2 separate regions of the Homo sapiens genome follow, and region 1 is linked to region 2. A link is an interaction called in ENCODE POLR2A ChIA-PET data of the cell type or tissue named here. Cell type or tissue: PC-9. All regions are shown on one strand. Each heading gives the region's core, and the rest is flanking DNA. Links, peaks and the distances in the headings are about the cores only. Region 1 overlaps TPD52L1 (TPD52 like 1). Region 2 has its middle 110 kb from the start of LINC02523.

Region 1 (9,718 bases), core at 2,994-6,993, 390 kb before region 2:
TGCCTAGTTCCAACAAAAAAATCACTATCTATGGCAGCTGTTTTCTTATGAGATGTATTTCTTAAATAATACGACTTGAAAGTCAAAATTACTCCCTGATCCACAAGCTGAAGAGTGGATGTTGTGTTAGTAGACGTGTGAGCAATGTTAATCTCTTTGTACATCTCCATCAGAACTCTTGGGTGACCACGTATGATATTGTTTGGCTGTGTCCCCACCCAAATCTCATCTTGAATTGTAGCTCCCATAATTCCCACATGTCATGGGAGGGAGCCATTGGGAGGTAATTGAATCATAGGTGCCGGTCTTTCCCATGCTGTTCTCATGATAGCAAGTCTCACGAGACATGATGGTTTTATAAAGGGGAGTTCCCCTGAGTATGTCCTCTTGCCTGCCACCATGTGAGATGTGCCTTCCATCATGATTGTGAGGCCTCCCCAGCCATGCGGAACTGTGAGTCCATTAAACCTCTTTTTCTTTACAAATTTCCTAGTCTCGGGTATGTCTTTATTAGCAGCATAAGAATGGACTAATACAGGTGTGTTATCAACCAGAAGTAATATTCAGAAAGAAATATTTTTTTTCTGAGCAGTAGTTCTTAATAGTGGACTTAAAATATTCAAGAAACCATATTGTAAACAGTTACCCAGGCTTTGTTATTCTATTTATAGAGCACATTTTCTAAATCTATAGATTTAGAATAATTATTTATTTATTTGTATTTGCATTTTCATAGATGAAAGGTCTTGCTCGGTTGCCTAGGCTGAAGTACAGTGGGATCATCATAGCTCACTGACACCTTGAACTCCTGGGCTCAAGCAATCCTCCTGCCTTGGCCTCACAAAGTGTTGGGATTACAGTCATGAGCCACTGCATCTGGTTACAGTTAGAATAATTCATAAGGGCCTTAGAACTTTTTGAATAGTAAGTGAGCATGTAACTTAAAGTCACCAGCTACATTAGCCCCTAACAAGAGAGTCAGCCTGTACTTTGAAGTTTTGAAGCCAAGCATCGACTCCTCCTCTCTAGCTATAAAAGTCCTAGCTGACATCTTCTTCCAGTGTAAGGCTGTTTCATCTATATGAAAATGTGTTGTTTAGTTTAGCCACTTTCATCAACTATCTTAGCCAGATCTTCTGGAGAGCTTGCTGCAGCTTTGGCAACAGCCCTTGCTGCTTCACCTTGCACTTTTATGTTACAGAGATGACTTTTTTTTTTTTTTTTTTTGAGATGGAGTCTTGCTCTGTCACCCAGGCTGGAGTGCAGTGGCACGATCTTGGCTCACTGCAACCTTCACCTCCTGGGTTCAAGCAAATTCTCCTGCCTCCGCTTCCTGAATAGCAGGGATTACAGGTGCGTGCCACCACGCCCTGCTAATTTTTGTGTTTTTAGTAGAGATGGGGTTTCACCATGTTGTCCAGGCTGGTCTGGAACTCCTGACCTAAGGTGATCCACCTGCCTCAGCCTCCCAAAGTGCTGGGATTACAGGCATGAGCCACCATGCCAGGCCTGAGATGACTTCTTTCCTTAAACCTCATGAACAAATCTCTGCTAGCTTCCAACTTTTGTTGCACAGCTTTCTCATTTCTCTCAGCCTTCATAAATTGAAGAGACTTAGGACCTTCTCTGGATTAGATTTTCACTTAAAGAAATGTTGTGGCTGGTTTGATCTATCCAGACCACTCAAACTTTCTCCCTATCAGCAATTAGTCTATTTCACTTTCTTATCATTTGTGTGTTCAGTGGAATAGCATGCTACGTTTCTTTCAAGAACTTTTCCTTCACATTCACAACTTGAATCAAGAGGCCTGCTTTTGATCTATCTTGGCTTTCACTGTGCCTTCCTTGCTAAGTTTAATCATTTCTAGCTTTTGACTTAAGGTGAGAGATTTGTGTCTCTATGTTTCACTTGAATACTTAGAGACTATTATAGGGTTAATTGGCATACTATCAATATTGTTGTGTCTCAGAGAGTGGAGAGGGCCAGGGACAGGGAGAGAGATAGGGAAATGGGTGGCTGGTGGAGCAGTCAGAACACACACAGGATTTACTGGTTAAGGTCACCATCTTATATGGGCATAGTTCATGGTTCTCCAAAACAATTCTGATGGTAACATCAAAGATCACCAATCACAGATCACCATAACCGATTTAATAATAATGGAAAAGTTTGAAATATTGTGAGAGTTACTAAAATGTGACACAGAGACATGACATGAGCCCATGTTGGAAAAATGGCACCAATAGACTTGCACAACCTGGGGTTGCCACAAACCTTCAATTTGTAAAAATAATATCTGTGAGGTACAATAAAGTGAAGTGCAGTGAGGTATGTCTCTAACTATTAAATTATCCAAGGAAAAAATTATTTTGCATTTTATGTTTCATATTTAAAATTTTGTATTGAAGTTTAGGCAATATAATAATAAACCTCAAACTATGGAAGCAAGCTGTTATATATTTTGATTTATGATTTTTAAGAGTATTATTAAGACTATTCATACAATTTTCAAAGTTACCTCCTGTAGTTTTGTTTCCTGTTTAAGTAAAGGTTTTGAAATAGGTGATGATGCATATTTTAGGTGAAGTCAGTCATTTGCAACAAATCATATACCACTGTTTTATTTTAAATTATTTTAAAATCTAATTATACAAATGGCAGCTGTTGTAGTAGATGGGAACATATTTTGAATTGCCTTCCCTGTTATACACCTTATTAATTATCTGGGTAGGCAGAATCTGAGAATTTCTTCAAAAACTTATAAGCAAAGGAGTCCATTTTTGTGGCCTATAAGAAGATGTGCTACTTAGTAATTTATAGTAAATAATAAACAAATACTTCAGCAGATATTGATTCATTAAATATTTTAATAAATACTTATTGATTACTGCAGTAATAGCAAATATTTGACAAGCACATACTATTGGGAGGGAAAAGGGCATAGTGATTAAGATCCCAGGATGAAGGTAAACTGCCTGGATTTTAATTCTGACATGTTACTTACCATTAATATGACCATGAACAAGTTATTCATTTCACTCAATCTTGGTTTCTACATATGCAAAGTGAAGATAGTAATAGCTCCAATATCATAGGATTGTTATGGGGATTTAACATGTTAATACAAGCAAAGTGCTTAAAGCAGGGCCTAGCACATGGTAAGTAGTATATAAATGTTTGCTGTTGCTTTTATTAGCATATGCTGAAAACTTTGCATCCATTATTTTATCAAAACCTTATAATAACATCATGAGGTAGATACCTTTACTTTTAACTCATTTTATAAACAGGGAACTACGAGTCAGAAAAATTAAATGAAGAAGACAGGATTCAACTCCAAGTTTAATTGAGTCCAGAGAATGAGCTTAACTACTATACTGCACTGTGCCTTAATGTGTGCTGTGCCACACGTGCAAAGGGGAAGCTAAGATGAACTTGACATGGTGTCATCTTTTCAGGAGGATAGGCAAAAAAGAGTTGAGAGTCGTTCCTGTGGGTTAACACCTAGAACTAATGAGAGGACATATTTCCATCCCAATGGGATTTTTTGAGTGCTAATGTGCTAATTAGAGCTAATTCACATTGAGGGTGATAATAGCAATAACATTTTAGTGTTTTTACAAATGTCAAATACCATGGCATGCACTTTTTTAAAAAGCATGTTATTTAGTCAGGTGCAGTGGCTCCTGGTACTTTGGGAGGCCAAGACGGGAGGATCACTTGAGCCCAGGAGTTCAAGACCAGCCCAGACAACATAGCAAAACCCTGCTTCTACAAAAAATAAAGAAGTAAATTGGGCATGGTGATGCATGCATGTATTCCCAGCTACTTGGGAGGCTGAGGTGGGAGGATTGCTTGAGCCCAGGAGTTTGAGGTTGCAGTGAGCTATGATTGCATCATTGCACTCTAGCCTGGGCTGGACAAAGTGACACCCTGTCTAAAAAAAAAAAAAAAGAACAAAAACAAAAAACTCCAAACATGTTATTTAATAAGTACAACAGGCCGGGCGTGGTGGCTTATACCTGTAATCTCAGCATTTTGGGAGCCTGAGGTGGGCGGATCACCTGAGGTCAGGAGCTCAAGACCAGCCTGATCAACATCGTGAAACCCCCTCTCTACTAAAAATACAAAAATTAGCTGGCGGGCACCTGTAATCCCAGCTACTTGGGAGGCTGAAGCAGGAGAATCACTTGAACTTGGGAGGCAGAAGTTGCAGTGAGCCGAGATCATGTCATTACACTCCAGCCTGGGTGACAGAGTGACACTCTGTCTCAAAAAAAAAAAAAAAGAAAACAAAAGAAAAAAACCAATAATAATAACAAACTCACAAGGAAGGTAACATTTTGGTTTTACAGATGATGAAACTGAATGACAGACTAGTTACACAACATTCTCCAACTCATACAACTTGGAAGTGTTGGAGTTGGGATTTGAAATCAGAAAGTTTGACTTCATATCTTGAGATTTCAATTACCATTCTATAGGTACTTTGTATGCACAAGCAGTCAGTGTGCAAAGTTTTAAATAATGGTTTTGCTTTATTTTCTATATGATCAAAGAGGCTTTAAACGGGCAGAATTTAATTGTACAGTTCATTTCATATGTGGGCAGGGTCTAAGTCTGGGAATATGAATGGGACTGGAGATCTTTAAGAGTAAGCCTTGCGACATGTCAAGTTGCGGGTGGAGGATGCTCATTTATCAACAGCTTGCTATTTTTGTTCTGTTTTCAAGATGAAGAATTCTATAAAAATCACATGACATGTGATTCTTAAACCAATACAGAATTTTATCACCAGCTCAAACAAAAGTCTGTTCAGATATGTTATTCCACTTGGTGTTCATCCATATTCAGTCATCTCAGGACTTTAAAATAAATAAAAGTCACAGGCTCTGCATGCTTCTTTCCAGAAAGTAGAATCTGTATTCTTTAGATGCTGGCTGAAAGGGCTAATTTCAATGAGTACCCCAAAAAAGAAAGCATTTTATTGCCTCATGAACATTATAATTACTTGTTTACACGAATATGTTTTATTCATTTAACCATCTCCCAACCATACTAGCAGAATAACTACTTTAAGAAAATACCTAGTAAAACTGTTGAAAAAAATGAGCCATCAATGGATTTGTCCTTAAGCGACTCTAGCCATCTCTGTGTTGAATTTTCACGGTTTGAAGCAGCAACTGCAGAAAAGAGGGCATCTGCCTCAGTCATTGATCAGCTGGCATGCTCTCCATGCAGGCAGAGGTTCACCATTACTTCTGTTGCGAAATGTCCCCAACAACACCGTAAAGCCAGTCACTTCTTCAATTTACTGAGTTAAGCTGATCATGGTGGTGAGTGCTTATAGTCCCAGCTAATCAAGGTGCTGAGGCAGTGGGACCACTTGAGCTCCAGAGTTCAAACCCAGGCTAAGCAAAACCCCTGTCTCTTAAAAAAAAGATATATATATATATTTTAACTGTATATATATAGTTTTGTATACATATATAAAACTAAAAGAAAAAAGTAAAACAAGAAAAAATTTACTGAGTTACTACACAGTTAAGAACACATAAAAGGTGACCTCAAAATGTGGATATTCACATCTGTCATCCTACTTTTCATTGAATATTTAAGCAATAAAGTGTAATGATTTGAAATATATGCATTAAATTGAGAAGCATTGTTAATGTACCAGGGAAGGCAGGAGAATATTTTAATGAATTTGAAATGGCTAAAAGGAAGCTTTGGGTCCTCAAGGAAAGATGAATTTTAAGCAATTTCTCACAGTGTGAATCGTTTATAAGTGATGCATTTTGATGCAGAGGAAGTGAAGTTCCCAGAATAAAACCACAAATCTCCAAGAATACCCTTAGTCACCAACATATTGCTTCTTTCTCAAAAGGCAAAAATCTAGCACTTTGCTGTAGCCAGATCATGTACCACACATGAAAAATGCATGTATATGTTACACCTCATCTCCAAACTTACCTATGGTTATTTGTATCTTATACAAATTACAGTTTCCCTGACATATATCTAAAATATGGAAAACTCTTCAACTCCTTGGAAATACATTTTTCTTATAATTAGACATTTCTTTTGTCCATTAATAGCAAGAGCGTCTTGTCAAGGATCATGGAAGCAGAACTGATTCAAGATTAAAAAGATCCGTAAAAGTCACATGAGATGTAATTCTTAGAACCAGTATAGAGTTTTATCACCAGCTGCTAGGAAAAGTCAGTTCAAATATGGAATGGTTCAAATATGTTATTCTACTTGGTGTTCGTCCATACCCAGTAATCTCAGTATTTTAAAATAAATAAGTCATAGGATCTGCGTGCTTGTTTCCAGAAAGTAGGATTTGTATCCTTTAGATGTTGGCTGAAAGGACTAATTTCAATGAGTACCCAAAAAAAGAAAGCTTTTTATTGCCTCATGAGTATTATAATTACTTGTTTACATGGATATGTTTTATTCATTTAACCATCTCCCAAGCATATTCACGGAAGCAGAACTGATTCATTCAAAAGAAAAAGCCAATTTGGGATGGGGGTAGTGGGAGGAGATCTCTTCAGATCTCTCAGTTTTAAAGTCTCTGATGGTTGGATATTTGTAGTTTTTCACTGATTTTTCTCTCTGCATAAAGAGCTAATAGCTCATTGTCTATAAATATTTTCCAACATTTTGTTTTCCAAAATGGACTCATTTCTACATAAAGACGTCATGGAAAGATGGTTTTTCTTCCTGAAGGGTTAGGTCAGCCCTGGGAAGAAGTATAGACCTTGGCTCCTGTTATTCCTCTTTAGATATCCCAGGGTTCCAACAGGAAGTTACAAGATACCTGCACTACCTGTAAAGTTTATTTAAAATGATTGGAAGGCTCTCATAAGCATTGGAGGGGAAGAAAAACTTTTTTTCTACCCTCTTAGGTGAAGTGCCTAGGAGCCTGTGAATTAAACTTACAGCAGACAGACTAGCAGGAGAAAAAGCTTACAAAGTTATTTATTTTAAATTTTGCTTGCACAAGGGTGTCATAGAAAGAAATGAATACCCCAAGGAGTGATGAGATTTGATTTTCTGTATCATTTTACTACAGGAAAGGGAGGTGGAGAAAAGGCAATATTGAGAGAGCAAATGACTTCTTTAAAAAAAAAAAAAAAAGATAAATGGGTCCTTAGGAGAATAGATGGGAGATATGACAGTTTGTGACAATGTCTAGAAGAGAAGAAAGAGTTGCTCCCAGTGGGAGGAATTTGTGACAGCTGAGTTCTTTTGGGAACCTCTGCTTTTAGTCAGATAAAGGATTTCGGGAACTCAAATGCCTTCAGCTCAAAATAACTCTTATGGGCTGGGTAGGGTGGCTCATGCCTGTAATTCCAGCACTTTTGGAGGCCGAGGCAGGAGGACTGCTTGAACCCAGGAGCTCAAGACCAGCCCAGGCAACATAGCAAGACCTCGTCTCTACTAAAAATAATAATTTTTAAAAATTAGCCAGGCGTGGTAGTGCATGCCTGTAGTCCCACTACTCAAGAGGCTGAGGTGGGAGGGTGACTTGAGCTTAGGAGGTGTTTGTCCCACTGCACTCCAGCCTGGGTGACAGAGCAAGACCCTGTCTCAAAAAACACAAATAAAACAAAAAACAAAAAAACACCTCTTATGGCAAAGTGGCATATTTTGGGGTGGAAAACGCTGATTCCTTTCAGCACGCATCATTTGCTCATGTTTTACCCAATATATGAAGGGCATTACCGGAAAGGAAAATACCTGTTTACTCTTGGCCTACTGTGTATCTGGTGTGGCTTCATTCATTTATAAGATGTTCCACCAGGCTCTTGTAGCCCATTCTCAACAACAGTAGCCTTCAAAGAAGGAAGTATATTCTGAGATTAGGACTTGTAATTTTCACGTGACAATTTAGAGAATATGTAGAAATAAGAATACACATTCAGAACGTGTTTGAAATATTGTTACAAATGTTTCTGAATTTTTACAATTTTCAAAGAAACCTGCATGTAGAAAATATGAGGGTGCTATTCATCAGTCAGAAGACATGTGATTACATCGTGCAGTGCTTAACACATGCACTTTACAGGTCCTCCTACCAGTAGGAGAAGACACCAAGACTCCAGGTCCTCCTTTACAGAAGTCATTGTGGCATCCACAGGGTAGGAAAGCCCCATACTCAGCAGTGAGCAATTTTATACATTTGCAAAGCAAATCTTGTACTAAAAAAAAAAACAAAAAAATGGGGTGGGTTGAGTAACAGTAAACTATCATAAAATATACATCTGAAAAGAGATTCAGACATACTTTAGAAAAGAATTAAAGTCACAATATATTTGCCACCTCAAATTAAATTCATTTGATTATGGGGTTGGTGACTTCTTTCATTAAGTGATGGGGAAATAGATCAGTTCTATCAAGCACTGCCAGTTTATCACTTACTATCTCAAATCTTTCAGTTAGACACAAATAGAACTTTGTATGACCTTTGCTAATGGAGAGCAACAGTAGAAAATTATTCATCCCACGTTTTGGGTACTTACTATTAAATATGCTTGTTTGCAATGACCTAGGAATTCACAACATATGCAAGTACAAAACCTACCTTATTGTGACATCTGGCCTCAGGAAGAGAAAGAACTTGGTGCCAGTGTTCTTTGACTCTTGACCCATCATAACGGGCTCAGTAACCTCTCCCCTCAGATGATTCCCTGAGACCCACCACAGGGATATCTTCTCTTCTTAGTACCCTCTTCTCTGAGTACCCTCACCCCTCAAATGATATCCTGAGACTCACCTCAAGGGGGATCCTCTCTTCTCAGTCCCCTCTCCTCTCAAATGGTGTCCTACACCTGCCTCTGTAGAACTTGCTTCTGTCCTTCTCAGATTTTTTTTTTTTTTTTTGAGACGGAGTCTCGCTCTGTTGCCCAGGCTGGAGTGCAGTGGCACAATTTTGGCTCACTGCAAGCTCCGCCTCCCTGGTGTACACCATTCTCCCACCCCAGCCTCCCAAGTAGCTGGGACTACAGGCGCCCGCCACCACGCCCAGCTAATTTTTGTATTTTTAGTAGAGATGGGGTTTCACCATGTTGGCCAGGATGGTCTCGATCTCTTGACCTCATGATCCGCCCACCTCGGCCTCCTAAAGTGCTGGGATTAAGGCCTTCTGAGATTTTTATTTGTTCTTTTTATCCCTTCTCCCATACTGAGGGAAAATAAATGTTTTGGTTTATGTAGTAGGACCTGTTATGTATGTTTCAAACATAATGGCCCCATATAATAGCTTTGAATTTGGATTCCGTTAGAGTTGGAAAAAGAGAAAGTCAGCACTCACTTGCATGTGGGCGCTTTCTTGCTCCCTCTTTCTTTGTGCCCTCCCCTTCCTCTCTCTACCCCTGCTTTCCACCTCCCTTTCTCTCTCTCTCTCAAAGTACCAAGTCCAGTGCTGTATTCTCAGTGCTCATCTTCACTGACCTATTAGCATATCTTGGCGGGGTTGCCCACTATCTGCTCCTTAAAGCACTTTGTTCACTTGGTTTTCAGGATACTGAACAGTTCTCCTCCTTCTTCTCAGTCTCCTTTGCTAGCTGCTGGCCTGCCCCAAGGATCCGTCCTTGGCCTGCTTCTTCTTTCTATCTACACTAGCACTGTTTGCCATCTCATGACTCATGATTTTGAATTGGATCCATGTGCTAACAACTCCAAAATTTATTTTTCCTGCCTGGACCT
Region 2 (9,718 bases), core at 2,384-6,383:
TTAACTTTCAGAGAAGTGATACTTTTTCAAATGAATCATGAAGAATGTCTTCAAAGGTCAACAGAGAGAAAAAACATCAGTTTTCGCTCCTACACAATAATTTGTACTTTTTTTTATAGAAATCTGGAAGTAATTCTGATTTTAAAAGGCAACATTTTAAGCAGCTTCAATTTTCTAAGTGTCAATTAAAAGCCATGTTTGATGTTTCATTTTAATTGGAGCTGTTACCCTGAACACTAATAAGGTGATGATGGTGGGAAATATAAAATAATATACTAGAAACAATTTAATTTTATATAACTTTTACATAATGAAAATGCATTGACTCTATGCAACATGTTAACAAATTACTATAATGCCATTCATACATCTTTTAAAGTCAAAAATCAACTTTTCAAAAACCTTTTATACATATTGTACTATCAAGAGAGACTAAATTAGAGTTCTCAAATTACTTAAATAAGTGAATTTATAATTACCAAATGGAAATAAATCGAGATTAGCTGAATTAATTTTAACTGCATAAAAAAGTCCATAATAATTGTATACTTAAATTTTTTTCCAACAATAAAATATATCCCAGGGGCCAAGCAATGTCACTGGAATAAATTCCTTTCACAGACGTAAAGGGCTTGATGACAGTTATTTTCCAAGTCTAGGGTCCCACAATCACATCTCTGAAAGATTTTCTACATGAAGTGTTTGAAGAAGTGGTGGACGTGTCACTGATCTCTGAGGTCCATTCCAGGTCTCCTTTAAGGCAGAGGTGGGGCACGCAGGAGAGAAGAAAAGGTAATACTGATAACAGAATCTGAACCAAATGTTGTTGCATGCTAGAAATGATTAGATGCCCTTGTCATGGAGCTGTTACAGAGGTCTGGGGTGAAAGAGGGAAAGAAGAGGTCAAGTGTAGGCACATGAGTACAAAAAATGTTTATGCTATATAGTGCAGGGAAAGTGAACCCTTAACCTACTCCTAAATCCTCTTTCCTTTTCCTTTCTAAATATCCTTTCGTGCTGTGAAGGGAAGAATGGAGGTGGGTCTTATTGCTACTTATTGACACATATCAGGTTTAGCTACACAATATGTTTGTAATTAAAAGCTTCAGCAAGAATATTCTGCTCCTTTCCTTTGAGGATTTGCAGAGCACAGGCTTAGGGCACTGCTACTGAACTGGCTCTCATTATACAATGCCTATTTTAGAAAGTCTATGTCTTATCACCACAGTTACTTTTGGTGGGATTCATGTCGTACACATTCATTCAATAAATATGCATTGTGTACCTGGTAGGTTTCAGGCCCTGTGCTAGACAGTAAACAGATAGACAAAATTCCTTACTCTCCTGGAGTTTACATTTTCATAGCAAAAACAGGCACAGAACAAAATAAATGAGTAAATCGAGTATCATGTTTTATTGATTTTTTTAATACACACTTTTTTCCCACACTTTAAAACATGTAAATTAGTACATTCTAAAATTTATGGTGAGTCATATGTTACTTGTTGATATTTTTCTTTACAGTGGCCCATAAAATAATGACATAAACCTTCATTGATAACACTGAGGATTCAACAAAATACAGTAGGATATTAGGAAGTATTTTCAAAGATAAAGAATAGAAAGTGGAATCTTGCAGTTTTTAGTAGTATGGTCAGGGTTAGCCTCACTGAGAGGTGTCATTTGAGCCCAGACTTGCTAGATGAAGGAGCAAGCCCTGGAAGGCATCCCAAGCAGTGGAAACAGCAGATGCAAACGCCCTGCGACAGGAGGATACCAGACCATGCTCTGGGAAATATAAGACCAGAGTAGGTGGAAGCGAATGAGGTAAGAACAGCAATAGTAAAGGATGAAATCAGAGAAATCAAGGGAGCCAGACTGTAGAGGGTCTTGAAGACCATTGTAAGGACTTTAGCTTTCACTCTGAGTGAGATGGGGAGCCGTAGAGGGCTTTGAGAAGACACAATATGAATCATATTTGAAAAGCACAAAAGCACCTCTAATTGCTGTGTTGAGAATGGGTGGACTGAAGAGAACAAAGGTAAACGTAGAGACCAATTAGGAATCTATTGCAATATTTCAAGTAAGAGACCAACATGGCTGTCTCCAGGTGTTAGCAATAAAGTGATGAGAAGTGGTCAGATTCTGAACAGATTTTGAAGATAAAGCCCATAACTTGGTTTATGCTGGATGCCGGGTTTGAGAGACAGAGGTGGGTCATGGATGACTCCAAGGTTTGGGCCCGAAAGACTAGAACTAAGGTGTCACCATCAGTCATTCTGATTGTAAACCAAAGGTTCCTCATGCTAAATCAGCAAGTTTCTGACTGTGTCTAGAGTTGTGTATCTAAAACTAAGTATTTCAAACAGTAATGACCATGAGAGTTTTGGCTCACCAAAGGAAGGGAAAGAGGAAGAAAGGCCAGATAAAAGGGGATTAACTATTCTACCAGGTTGTTCACATACAATATCATTGAATTCCAACAACCACCATTCAGTGTTGGTATTATTATCCCTGTTTTACAAGTAAGGAGATTGGGCCTCAGGCTGGTTAAGTAACTTGCCAAGCTCACATGGCTATTGCCACCCTCGTAGAGGTGGGAGTTTTCCCCTTAGAACTGGTTGCAGTTCTTTAACCAGTTAAGAGCTTCCAACTCTGCCCCACCTTATTCTCCTAGAGGCATTGAGATTTTTTTTTCTTTCTTTCTCCAGATCAGTGGAAGAATATTTCAGTTGATACAACATAGTATTGTTCCCAAAACCATCCTTCAGCCAAAAATAGATAAAAGGTAAAAAGGGTAAATATTATAGACTATCCTCATGACTTTCTTATAATAGATGTTTGAGGCAAAAATTATAAGACCACCTGATGTGGTCATCAATATACTTAAACGAAATAAAGAGAATTATATATTAAAACTAAGGGCTGAGAAAGGTGGCTCATGCCTATAATCTCAGCACTTTAGGAGGCAAAGGCAGAAGGATCTTTTGAGATCAGGAGTTTCAGACCAGCCCTGGCAACATAGTGACACCTCGTTTCTTTAAAAAAAAAATTAAAAATTATCTGGGCACGGTGGACATCTATAGCGCCAGCTCTTAGGGAGGCTGAGGGGTGAGGATCACTTGAACCTGGGAGGTCAAGGATGTGGTGAGCTATGATCATACAACTCAGTCTAGCCTGGGCAAGAAAGTGAGACTCTGTCTCAAAAAAAAAAAAAAAGTAAGGAAGTAAGGACCTAAATGTAAGTAAGCTTTCTACACTTCACCTGAGGTAGTAAAACTGATAACAGTAGACTGTAGTATGTTATACGTGCATATTGTAATATGGACAGCAACCACTCAAAAGTATACAAAGCTATGTACTCAATAACACTATGAATAAATCAAGACGGAATGAATGAATAGAAATTCATTCTCAGAAATATCTAATTTAAGAGGCTTGTTTTCAACAACAAAAAAATCATTGCATATAAATTTTTAACATCGTCATGATACGTGATGCTGATCAAAGGATCTTTTGTAAATCACTGGATAAGATGATGAAAATTTTTAATCATGAAAAAATACAAAATCATTGTAAATGAAAGGTAAAATCAGCCTGACTGTGTCAAAAGCAGAAAGCCTGGGCATTTCATAATCACAATCATGTCCTGAACTCATAATTTCACTCATGTTAACATTTGTTTTTAAATTTACTGCCTCTAACCTGATCCAAAGCAGCTGCTTTCCCACAAGGAGGCTTATCTTTTTCAGCATGGAAAATAAAATGGGGTTAAAAATGCAACCAGATCCAGCCCATCGCCGGGAAATTTCAGTTCAGAAGAGGATATATGCAGTGCCAGAAGCTCAAACAGTTGGTTTGAAGGCAGGATTATCTTGTTCTCAAGACAGAGTCATTAGGACAAGGTAGAGGGCTGCTGTGCACAGGCGTCTCCACGGCGCACGAACGCCAGACCCCTTCCATTGTCCCTGGCTGGGATGAACTCTTCAAAGCTGGCCACTTGAAGCATGCAGGTCCTGGCTGAGGTCAGCTCTGCTGCTGCTCACCCAGTGACCCCTGGTCCAAGCAGACAGAGAAAGGGACACTGCCTCTCTGGAAGATCAAAGCCCAGCTTAACTCACTGTTTCTCTCAACTCTCCTGCTCAGGAGGCTGAGCTGGTTAATGAGGGAGGGGTGGAGGCAGAAAAAAGGAAAGGCATTTTAGCACAATGTAGAGCATTGCTAGCTCCCCAAGAAACACTATGCTGAAGTATCACTGGCCATAGTGGCTAAAATGTAACTAGCCAGCTGCCCCTGCCATGCAGCATTGAGAAACACAAACAACTGAGGAAAATGCAGGGTTGACAACAGGTAATGAGGTGAGCAGAAATTATGTCGGGAGAGTGGCTCTCACAGACAGATGCTCTCTCTCACCGGCTCACCTTCCAGCAGAAGTTCTGACTCATCACAGCTGTCAAAGAAAGGTCAGAAGGAGGAGAAGGAGCAGCTTGGGGCTGCTTTTTCTCAAAGGTATTTGCTTCCTCTTGTTTTGACATTGTCCCCACAACCTGTACTACAGTGACTTCTGAGCCTCCAGGATGGACACGTTGGTCACTCAGGCTCTGTTCTGCTATTTGGTGATCAACCATTCTGGTTTGCCTGGAACTTTCCTTCTACTGTCCTATGTCCCAGGAAATACCTCATACCTAAAACTCCCACATCCCAGAAAACCTCTCATGGTCATCCTAGTTGTGAGTTAGCAAGATTGCATAGATGACTGTGTGGTTTGGGGAAAGGTAACTATAGTAGGTTGCCTGGTGACCCCCCAGAATAAATGTCCATACCCTAATCCTTGGAACCTGTGAATGTGACCTTATTTGGAAAAGTGGTCTATATAGGTGTAATTAAAAATCTCAAGATGAGGCCAGCTGCAGTGCCTCACACCTGTAATCCCAGCACTTGGGGAGGCTGAGGCGGGCTGATCACGAGGTCAGGAGATCAAGACCAGCCTGGCCAACATGGTGAAACCTCATCTCTGCTAAAAATACAAAAATTAGCTGGGCGTGGTGGCACACACCTGTAGTCCCAGCTACTCGGGAGGCTGAGGCAAGAGAATCACTTGAACCCGGGAGGCGGAGGTTGCAGTGAGCCAAGATTGCATCACTGCACTCCAGCTTGGGCAACGAAAGCGAAACTCCATCTCAAAAAAAAAAAAAAAATTAGCTGGGCGTGGTGGTACATGCTTGTAATCCCAGCTACTTGGGAGGCTGAGGCAAGAGAATTGCTTGAACCAGGGAGGTGGAGGTTGCAGTGAGCCAAGATCACACCACGGCACTCCAGCCTGGGCAATAAGAGAGAAACTCCATCTCAAAAAAAAAAAAAAAAAAAACTCCAGATGAGCTCATCCTGGATTTAGGGTTCACTCCTATAAGAAACAGGGGATGAGACGACAAAGAGACTCAGAGGGGAAGGCAATGTAAAGCCAGAGTCAGAAATGCCAACGCTCACGTGAAGCAGCAAAAAGAAAGGAACAAGAATGAATCCTCTTAGAGCCTTTGGAGGGAGTGTGGCCCTGCTGACCCTGAATTTTCGGCCTTCTGGTCTTCAGAACTGTGAGACAATAAATTGTTCTCATTTTAAGACACCCAGTTTGTAGTAATTTGTTATGACAAACAAGGAAAACTAGAGCTTGGCATCTGGGTTTCTCCCCTGAGGCTACAAGTTAAAAATTTTGGGTGAAGACACTGGATGGCTAGCAGGTGAAACAGATAAAGTATGAAGTCATTTAGGCCAAGAAAGAGCTTTAAGATGAAACTTAGAGTTGTATTAGTCCATTTTCATACTGCTATGAAGAAATGCCTGAGACTGGATAATGTATAAAGAAAAGGAGGTTTAATGGACTCACAGTTCCACATGGCTGCTGGGGAGGCCTCACACTCATGGAGGAAGGCAAATGAAGAGCAAAGGCATGTCTTACCTGGTGGCAGGCAAGAGTGTGCAAGGGACAGATCTCGTGAGACTTACTATCACAAGAACAGCACAGGAAAAGCCCACCCCCATGATTCAATTACCCCCCAACAGTTCCCTCCCACAACATGTGGGCATTATGAGAGCTACCATTCAAGATGAGATTTGCGGGGGGACACAGCCAAACCATATCAGGAGTCATCAATGAGTTTAGCGAATTGACTTTTTTCATAAACACTGCTTATATACAAATTGGCCTGAGGGGGAAAATATGTATATAATATTTTTTTGCCCCCCATAGGATGTTTGACAATAAGTAAAATATTGTCATATATATGTGTAATATGTGAAATATATATTAAGATAATTTTTATATATGTGTGTATATATATATATATATACTTTTCATTTTCATAAAAAGGAATTACCAATAACATTTGTTGACTGATGGCCTGATCTTACTGACCTCCCTCAGATATATCTATGCTCCCATAGAATAATATATCCACATATGAAACTTCCCTGGGTGAACTTACATTTTTTTCAAGATGAAGGAATCACCTAGTTTTACTCCCATTTGTAGACAAATAAATTTCTTTATATATTTTCCTTTTTAAATGTTTTTATTAGTACATAATTATACATATGTATGAGGTACATGTGATATTTTAATACATGCATACAATGTGTAATGATCAAATCAGGGTATTTAGGATATCCATCACCCCAAACATTTGCCATTTTTTGTGATGTGAACATTTCAAGTCTTCTAGCTATTTTAAAATATACAGTACATTGCTGTGAATTATAGTCACCCTACTGTGCCATTCAAATACTAGGACATCCTTTTATCTAACTGTATGTTGGTATGAATTAACCAACCAATGAACTTCTCTTCATTTCCCTCCTACCTCTATTCTTTCCAGCTTCTAATAACTATCACTCTATTCTCTACCTCCATGACACCCATATTTTTGGCTCCACATCTGAGTGAGAACATGTAATACTGGTCTTTCAGTGCCTGGCTTATTTCACTTACCATAATGACCTCCAGTTCCATTCATGTTGCTGCAAATCACAGGGCATTTATACTTTTTTTTTTTTTTTTGAGATGGAGTCTCGCTCTGTCGCCCAGGCTGGAGTGCAGTGGCACGATTTTGGCTCACTGCAAGCTCCGCCTCCCGGGTTCACGCCATTCTCCTGCCTCAGCCTCCCGAGTAGCTGGGACTACAGGCGCCCACCACCATGCCCAGCTAATTTTTGTATTTTTAGTAGAGACGGGGTTTCACCATGTTAGCCAGGATGGTCTCGATCTCCTGACCTTGTGGTCCACCCACCTCGGTCTCCCAAAGTGCTGGGACTACAGGCATGAGCCACCGCCCCCAGCTGGCATTTATACTTTTTAATGGCTGAATAATACTCTATTGTGTGTGTATATATGATATATACAATGTGATATATATGTGTGTGATATATATATAATGTGATATATATGTGATACATTTTATATATATAATGTTTTATATATATATATATCACATTTTCTTTATTTATTCACCTGTTAATGTACACTTAGGTTGATTCCATAGCTTGGTTATTGTGAACAGTGCTGCAATAAACATGGGAGTACAGATATCCCTTTTATAAGCTGATTTCCTTTCCTTTGAATAAATATCCAGTAGTAAGACTGCTGACTCATATTGTAGTTCTATTTTTTGTTTTTTGAGAAACCTTCACAGTGTTTACCATAATGGCTATGCTGATTTACATTCCCACCAACAGTGCACAGCCTCACCAGCAATTAGATATTTTTCTAACAGACTGAGGGCCAGAACATCTTACTCAGCAAAGCATTATACTGAAGACATTACAGTTTATTATTATTGAAATTCTTGGAGGCTAAAAATGAGAAGGTGGAAAGCAAATGCGTGAAATAACTTTGAAAGCTACAATAAAAGAGATACTACAATTAGCATCTTAGCCCATAAAAAACACATTAAAATCATTACAGGGCACACTTCAAATGATGCAACAAGTAGGGAAAAAGTCTACCAATATCCCCAAAGTCTACCCATATCCCCAGAGATATCAGTAGACTTTTTTCACAGGAAAAAAAGGGGTAAACAATATATTTTGTGTTTTCTAACTCTCTGTAGTATGATGTATACCAGGCCAGATGGGGTCTATTACTGATGTCAGTGACTATCTACTGCAGCCCACCAAGAGCAACTAAATACAATTTATCCATTTGTCCACTTTTTTGTTTTTCTTCCTGATGTCCTTTCTAGCCCCTAAACTGTAGAACATACGTCCTTCTTTATGTGCCCATGCACTCTCACCTCCCCCATGATCATTTCTGAAGTAGCTTTTTTTCTCCCATAGAAGTTGGTGTCAGTGGCAATGTCTGTCTTTTTAGCCATTGTATGCCCAACATTTTGTTACCTTGCTGTACCTATCACACTGCTTTGCCTGTGATATGCCAACCAAGTTAAAACAAACCACACCAAATGCTTTATTTTCTCTGTTAGGCTCTCCAGGAAATATTGGTGATCATAATCACTACTGAAGTTGGTTTCATATGAAGACATTGTCACTGTGTCACCCATGAGGTTCCTCAAGGGAGTAGATGTGTGTGTGTGTGTGTGTATATATATATATATATATATATATATATATATATATATTTTTTTTTTTTTTTTTTTTTTTTTTTCTCTTACCCACGCTGAGAGATGGATAGAGAAATGCCTCCAGAAAAGCTGGCTTTTTAAAGTGTATCTATTACCTGGGCAGGGAGTTAAGAACTCTAAATGGATGCTTCTGCTCAGGAGTTCTAACCTTGATACTGAAACTACTAATATTTGGGGCTGGATAATTTTTTGTTGTGTTGTTCTGTCCTCTGTTTTATAGCATGTTTAGCAGCACCTCTGGTCTCTACTTGATGTCATTAATGATTTCAATTATATTAACCAGATATTGCCAAATGTCCCCTGGGAGGAAAAATTGCCCCTGGTTGAGAACCACTGCTGTAATATTTTCTCATAAGCACATTGGAGGAGGAAAAAAATAGTTTTTCATCTTATTGTCACTTGAAAAATACCAAGAATCTTCTCTGTAGAATGAAGCACCAGAGTGAAAGGTGTATGTTAGGACAAAAACTCCAACTGTTTCTTCATTCTGATAGCTCCATCATGAATCTGTCTCCTAACTGCCCTCCCCTCTATGTCACCCCACCTCATTCTCAGAATTCAGTGGAGTAGCCAAGTCACCCACCTTTATTGTCTAAGCATTCTCTGATTGGAGAAAGGTTTCTGCATCCAAGAAGTGATATAGTGCTTCCCCCCAATAAAAAGAGCATGTTATATGATTGGCAAATTATATTCCCAGAGAGAACTGGGAATTTTCCTTTCTGGATGCTCCACTACAAATAATCAGGAGTGGTAACTATCTTATATGAGGGAAGCCATTTTTGTCCCAACTTAGATTATTAGACATTCTCAACACACCATTGGGAAAGCCACTTTCCCCACCAAACTGTTTATTTAGAGTAACAGATAATAGATCACTGAATTCCACAGCTACAAGTAAAATCTAACTTTAGTCCTAAATGTTGGCATACTCTCTTCTACAACCATGAATCAGAGCAATGAACAAATGACGGAACATGTGACTGCTTTTTCCTTTATGATTTCTCTTCCCACAAGCCTTATTCTGATGACTGTTGGAGTTAATCTGTAAAATGGCAAAACATGAATAGATAAATTAAAAAATCAAA

Evidence for each region. ChIA-PET counts read pairs that join two places held together with the same protein. Peaks named below come from ENCODE experiments on the same cell type or tissue, not always from the same donor. Only the 100,000 strongest peaks of a DNase experiment are listed, where the experiment ranks them.
Region 1: POLR2A ChIA-PET joins it to region 2 with 8 read pairs; 2 of 35 experiments call an interaction of 5 or more read pairs at or near these places.

Annotation. Positions count from the first base shown.
Region 1 is chr6:125,159,643-125,169,360 of GRCh38, forward strand. The region is part of intron 1 of TPD52L1 (TPD52 like 1); the gene reads left to right. Among named protein-coding and RNA genes, the nearest start is that of TPD52L1, 11 kb to the left of the region's middle. In PC-9, for the core only: no CTCF peak of the experiment used is centred there; no DNase peak of the experiment used is centred there.
Region 2 is chr6:125,554,651-125,564,368 of GRCh38, forward strand. No RefSeq gene overlaps it. Among named protein-coding and RNA genes, the nearest start is that of LINC02523, 110 kb to the right of the region's middle. In PC-9, for the core only: no CTCF peak of the experiment used is centred there; a DNase peak (open chromatin) is centred at 4,445.